Linked DNA regions of Mus musculus: region 2 is linked to region 1. A link is a loop called in an ENCODE intact Hi-C map of the cell type or tissue named here. Cell type or tissue: gastrocnemius. All regions are shown on one strand. Each heading gives the region's core, and the rest is flanking DNA. Links, peaks and the distances in the headings are about the cores only. Region 1 has its middle 2.5 kb from the start of Cemip. Region 2 overlaps Arnt2 (aryl hydrocarbon receptor nuclear translocator 2).

Region 1 (2,810 bases), core at 115-2,614:
CTGACCCTGGCAAAAAGGGTGAAAGGTGCTGGGGATTTTTTTTTCCATTTCATTTTAATTCTAAGATGACAGCTTTGGTTGCAATTCTATATGCTGTCCCTCTTTGAGACTTATTGCTCAGCTCCCTCCTCTGGTTAATGAGAGTTCTCAAGTACACATTTCTTCCTGCCTGCCAATGTCCTATGCTCACTGCTGTGCGAGAGGGTCTTCATTCTAGGCAGTGCCCACCAGCTTTAGGAATCTCAGTGCAGGCTTTAGGGCCAGTCTATGGCAGAGACTTTGGAAGCCCCTGTCTAGGTCCTCTGGGCAGCAGCCTTTGGGCCATGTGTTGGAACCAGGGAAGCACAGCACTCCACCCCAGATCTTCTCTAGAAAGCTGGAACCAAAGATCAAGAGTCTCAGTTTGCCTTTGAACTCCAAGCATACCATCAACGGGGTCTGGTAGCAAGCTTCCTTTCTTTGCTCTCCCTTTCTAGCAGAATAAAACTGAGACCTACCTCCTTATAAAGTGCCTATCCAGTCCTTGCAGTACACATACTTGCTGAATCCCTTTCTTAAGGAACCCATTCCCCAGGCCCACAAACAAGGAGGAGCAGGTGACTGGGCATTGTGCTTGGACCAGCCTCACTGGGGCTCCTTCTCCCACCAGTGGAGCACAGACCAGAGGCTGCAAAGCAAGGGAGGAGCTCATCTTCACAGGCATCTCAGGGATGAGGAGTAATCTCCTGCTTAAGGGATGGGCTCTGGGAAGTGCTTTGTCATGCTTTCTCCAAGATGCAGAGTGTCCAGCTCATTCCTCTGGCATCCAGTTTTCTTTTATCATCGGCTCATGCCTGGGGTGGAAGAAGCTGATGAATTACAGACAGGCTCCACATGTCTAAAACCAGATTCTCCAGCCACGTCCACTCAGCATTTCTACCCAGGCCTTTGTAACCCGCAGTGTATGATGGGTAATTCTTTTGGTGTGGATTACCAGCAATGTGAACCTGATGGATTTCCTATCTACACTTCTCTAAATCCAAGACTTATAAATGCAGAGATGGGGGCTAGTTGCAAAATGAACTGATAGCTTTCAAGTTCTTGCCAGGATCCCCAGAGGGACCAGTGGTGCTCTTGGCTGGGGGTGTACGGCGTCACACCAGCCTCTAAGACCTGCACTGAGTTCCTACCACCTTCCTGGAATATTCAGCCCTTAGACCTCATCCTGTAGGATGTCATATCTTGTCTTGCCCTGCTCCACCAACTGCCTGAATCTGACAAGGCAGCCATATTTCACATCCATCCCTTAAAACAAAGGTCACCTCACTTCACCTATTGACCACCAACGCTACCACCATCCATACACACCTGTGCACAGTTTGAAGGGCTGTCCACACCTGTAGCTCTGTTCTCCAAATCCGACTTCCTGGGATTTCCCTGACTTCTCCTCTAAGGTACTGAGAAAACCATCAGAAACAAGAAGCAGGATAAGGCTGCATGGGTTGGCTCTAGACCTTGAGAGTTCTACTAAACAAGCAAAACAGTGAACCTCGGGTATATCCCCAGAGACTGAACCGCTCAAGCAGGGGAAAGGAGCAAATTGCAATGCCACCAACAGGGGTCACCCTTGGACACAGAGCCTGAAGCTGGCGTCAGGAAAAGAACATTCTGAAGTCTGCATCCTGAAGCCAGGTTTCTAGCAAGTTCGAGTTGCTAGATTCCTGTTTTGTTGAAGGCCAAGGAGCTTGCCCAGTAGGGCACATCTGGCAAGAATTTAGGACAGGAAGTCCTAGGACCCTGGTCAACCTTTCAGGAGCTGTTTAAGTGGATTTCTACCTTTCTCCCGCGAGCTGGTCACCACCACAGAGAAAGACGTAGATATAGAATACTCATAAACTGGTGCTGAGTATATTCTTTTCCTAATTGAAAAAAAAATTCTATGTGTTTCCTATTTTCAAGAAAAAAAAATTTTTTTTTTTTCAGAAAATGAACCCAGTGGGAGGGGTATCACCTAGCTTCTGGTTACAATGTACCAACCAGTTTACAATGTAGACAGCTACAGTATACAATGTTTTTAAAAGCCAGGCACAGTAGCTCATGCCTGTAATTCAGATTAGTAGGTGGAGGAAAGAGAATCTGGAGCCCAGGGCCCTTCTCAGCTCCATAGAAATGGGTGTTGGTGAGTTGTAGACATGAGCTTGGTCCTCTGAGAGAGCCTGAATTGAGAAAACACCTATCATACTGGCCTGTAGGCATGTCTATAGAACATTCTCTTGATTAATGGTTGACATGGGAGGGCCCAACCAACTGTAGTTGATATTATCCTGGGGCAAGTGGTCCTGGAGTGAACAAAAAGGGAAACTGAACAAGTCAAGGGGATCCAGCCAGTTAGCAGTGTTCCTCCATGGTTTCTACTTCAGTTCTGGCCTCTAGGTGGCTGCCTTGAGTTTCTGCCCTAACTTTCATTCATGGTGGACTGTGATCAGGAAGCCAAATAAATCCTTCCCTCCCTCCCCACGTTGCTTTTGGTCATGGTCTTTATAAACAGCAATAGAAGCCTAAGACAGATAGTTTAAGGCCAGGTTGGGCTATTAGAGGGCTTATCCCAAATCAGCAAAGCCAAAGCTTGAAAACGAATTGAAGTACAAAGGAGGGAAGACCCTGCTAATCAATCCCATCTCTGTTAGTTTCAGCATACAGCCAAACCTTTGCCCATGTATGTTACAGAGAGAAATGCAGAAATACATGAATATAGATAATTGTTCAACTTTTGGCTCCATAGCTCAAAGTCCTTCTCTACCACAGTACGTGTCCTGGGCTGTCTCTTGGAT
Region 2 (2,810 bases), core at 91-2,590, 180 kb after region 1:
GGCTAGCCCGATGAAGCAAGAACAGTGCAAATGAAGCATATGGCAAGCAATATATTGGGATTCAAGGCATGAACAGACAAAATAGCTTAGAGGGTTGATATCTGCCCAGCTCCGGTGCTTTAAGGCTTATTATCATTCTAAAGGTCTCTGTGTTCTTTATTTGGGTAATAGCTGGTTAAAAAGTAACTGTTGGTGTATTAATTTCAAGCATTAGTTATTAACTGTTTAAGTCACATTACACCAGGACCTCCACCGGGGCAGAGGGGGAAGCGTGCTAGAGTTCTGGGCATAACCTTCAGTTCTGGTTCTCCTCTGAGGGGCAGGAAAAGAAAGGACTAAGAGGCTCCCTGGGTTTGGAGCCCGTCATTGGAGGGGTCTCGTCTCATCTTGACTGGAAGTTGCTGCCTGGCTCTCAAAAAGACAGAACAGAATGGTTTCTTTGTGTCCAGCCCTCACTGAAGGCTGCTGCCTCCTGGCTGTACAACCTTCTGCCTCCTTTTGCATCCACCCCTTCTCTTCACTTTCCACCTACTATCAAGCAGGTAACTCCTACTAACGACCATGGGGTATATGTGATCATTGACCAGTTGGGCTTTAAGAATCCATGTTTGTACTCACACATATGTGTATGCATGTACACGTGCATACATGTATGCACACATACACCTACCATCACAGGGACACATGCATCTTTAGCCCTCCATGCACATACATATGAGTGCACACATGTAGCTATGGCTGTATGCACACATCAGGAGCTTGTGTCATGAGAACCCGAGACAACCTCAGACTAGTGCTATTTTAATAGCAGAGGCTTGGCCTAAGGATAATTGCATGTCACTCTCCAGAAGAGAGATGGGAAGTGAATGTCCAGGAGCTAGGATGGGCGAATGTGGAAAGACGGACATGACTGGTTTCTCAGAGTATCAAATCCCAAACACCAAGACCTGACCTCCTCAGTGAAGTGCACCCTGTGTGTTGCATCAGTCTGTTTTTCTGGGCTTCCATCTGTGTGGAAGGAACAGGAAGAAGTCAGAGGTGACAAAGAGCCTTTTCAGCAGTTTAGCACAAATGCTAAACACCCAATGCTTGCTTAACTCCTTCAGGAAGTTGCTTTTGGATGCTCTTAGCTGAAGGCTACCGAGCAAGCAACTCCTCACTCCTCCCCCCAAGCACAGGGCATGGGAGGAGCTTTCCTAACTAGCTGGCCTACTGCTGGCCTAGCTGACAAAACTCAAGAATGCTCTTGTCTGCTCACATGCTTGGTCAGCACCGCCCTCTACCGTCCAGAGCAAGCTTTTCATCCTTGCCACTGAACACCTGGTTTAGAAAACTGACATGTGTTGCTACTGCCGCTGCTGCAGGTGCCCCAGGGGCTTTCTGATTCACACAACTTCCAGGAGATGCTGAGAACGACTGACCTGAGACAGCAGAATAGCCCACCTCTGAACAAAATGCTTTTCTGTCTCATCACTGTCTGGCTTTCAGAAAGCCAACCCAGTCAGCCTGGCTGGCTTGCAGAGGAGGGTGACTTTGCTTCTATGCCTCCCCCTTGTCAGGGCTGCCTCCTGGGGGTGTTCCCTAGGCTCTGGGGGGGGGGTCCTGTCTTGTCTTCTTCTTCCTCTGTATCTGTCCACTGTCACCTGCCTACTTCTACCCATGCTTTCATGGTTTTGAAGCTCAAGCCTTGGGCTTCTGGGACTGGGTCCCCTCTTAAAGCAAGAACAGTAATGCAAGCATCTTGCCTGGCCTAGGCCATGTCCAGTCATGGTGGACAGGGGACATCAGCTTCATTAGCTGTGACCAGACATGTGACTCTGATGGCAGAAGGTAAATGAAGACTGGAAAAGAACAACGGTGAAAGATTTAAAAGCCCCCAACCATCCGCAACAAGGCTCCTCAGTCAGCTCTGCCCATCCAAATCTACAAAGCTGCTGGGTGCCCAGCCAGGGCACTGTTACTGTAGATAGGGTGGCTTGGACGTGCTATAGAAGTAGTTCATCAATAGGGAGGAGTTAGTGACAGGGAGATTTAGGAAGGTTGACAGTGAAGCTTAAGTTACACCCTCAAGAACAGCCTCACTCACAGGAATCCAGCGGCCTCAGAGCCCTTGCTGAGCACAGGCCTGTGTACACAACCACATACTGAGAAGGAACAAAGAGGGATAGGGGCAGAGAAGGAGGCAGGATCCAGAGAGGAAGTAGTTTTCCCTAGGATCCAAAGGGGGAAGATTCCAGAATAGTGTCCAGGACTCTGAATAGTTGGCTTGTTTTTCTATTTCCGTGACTTCTTGGCTAGGCAGCCTGAATTGGCAGGTGTGAGGCCATATTGGGAGAGATAAGCCTAGGGGTAGAGATCTGGTTTGCACAGGTGCTAAGAAGGTTAGGCTAGCTAGCATTGTCTTCTTCTGGCAAGAGCCTGGCACCTGAGAAGCCTGCTCAGCACCCTCTATACCTTGAACACAGCAGCAGCCAGGGCCTACCTAGCCCCGTGCATCTGGCTCTACTCTCATTTCCCAATCTTCCTTATTTTCATCAGACCTAGCATCAGATATGGGTGTGTCACTCATGGGCATGTCTTTGGTCCCTGGGTAAAGAGCACCCCTCCTCCACATTGTGGGACTGACAAGGAAAAATGGAACACCCTCAATTTGAGTGAAACCTCTGGATGAGACAGGATCATCTTTTTGCCCATCTGGATCTGTGGCTTCTCCTATTTATTTGGCTCCATTTACAGTTTGACCAGCAGATGGGGTAGAAGACGAATCCAGTTGTACCAAGTACACAGAGGGGGAAGATGTTTAGAAGGAG

What was found. Peaks named below come from ENCODE experiments on the same cell type or tissue, not always from the same donor. Only the 100,000 strongest peaks of a DNase experiment are listed, where the experiment ranks them.
Region 2: it touches region 1 in a loop (13-fold over the local background); 40 of 42 quality-filtered maps call a loop at or near these places.

The regions. Positions count from the first base shown.
Region 1 is chr7:84,087,566-84,090,375 of GRCm38, forward strand. No RefSeq gene overlaps it. Among named protein-coding and RNA genes, the nearest start is that of Cemip, 2.5 kb to the left of the region's middle. In gastrocnemius, for the core only: CTCF peaks have their summits at 1,595 (motif pointing right) and 2,405 (motif pointing right); a DNase peak (open chromatin) is centred at 1,599.
Region 2 is chr7:84,271,372-84,274,181 of GRCm38, forward strand. The region is part of intron 12 of Arnt2 (aryl hydrocarbon receptor nuclear translocator 2); the gene reads right to left. Among named protein-coding and RNA genes, the nearest start is that of Gm26708, 40 kb to the left of the region's middle. In gastrocnemius, for the core only: no CTCF peak of the experiment used is centred there; a DNase peak (open chromatin) is centred at 1,252.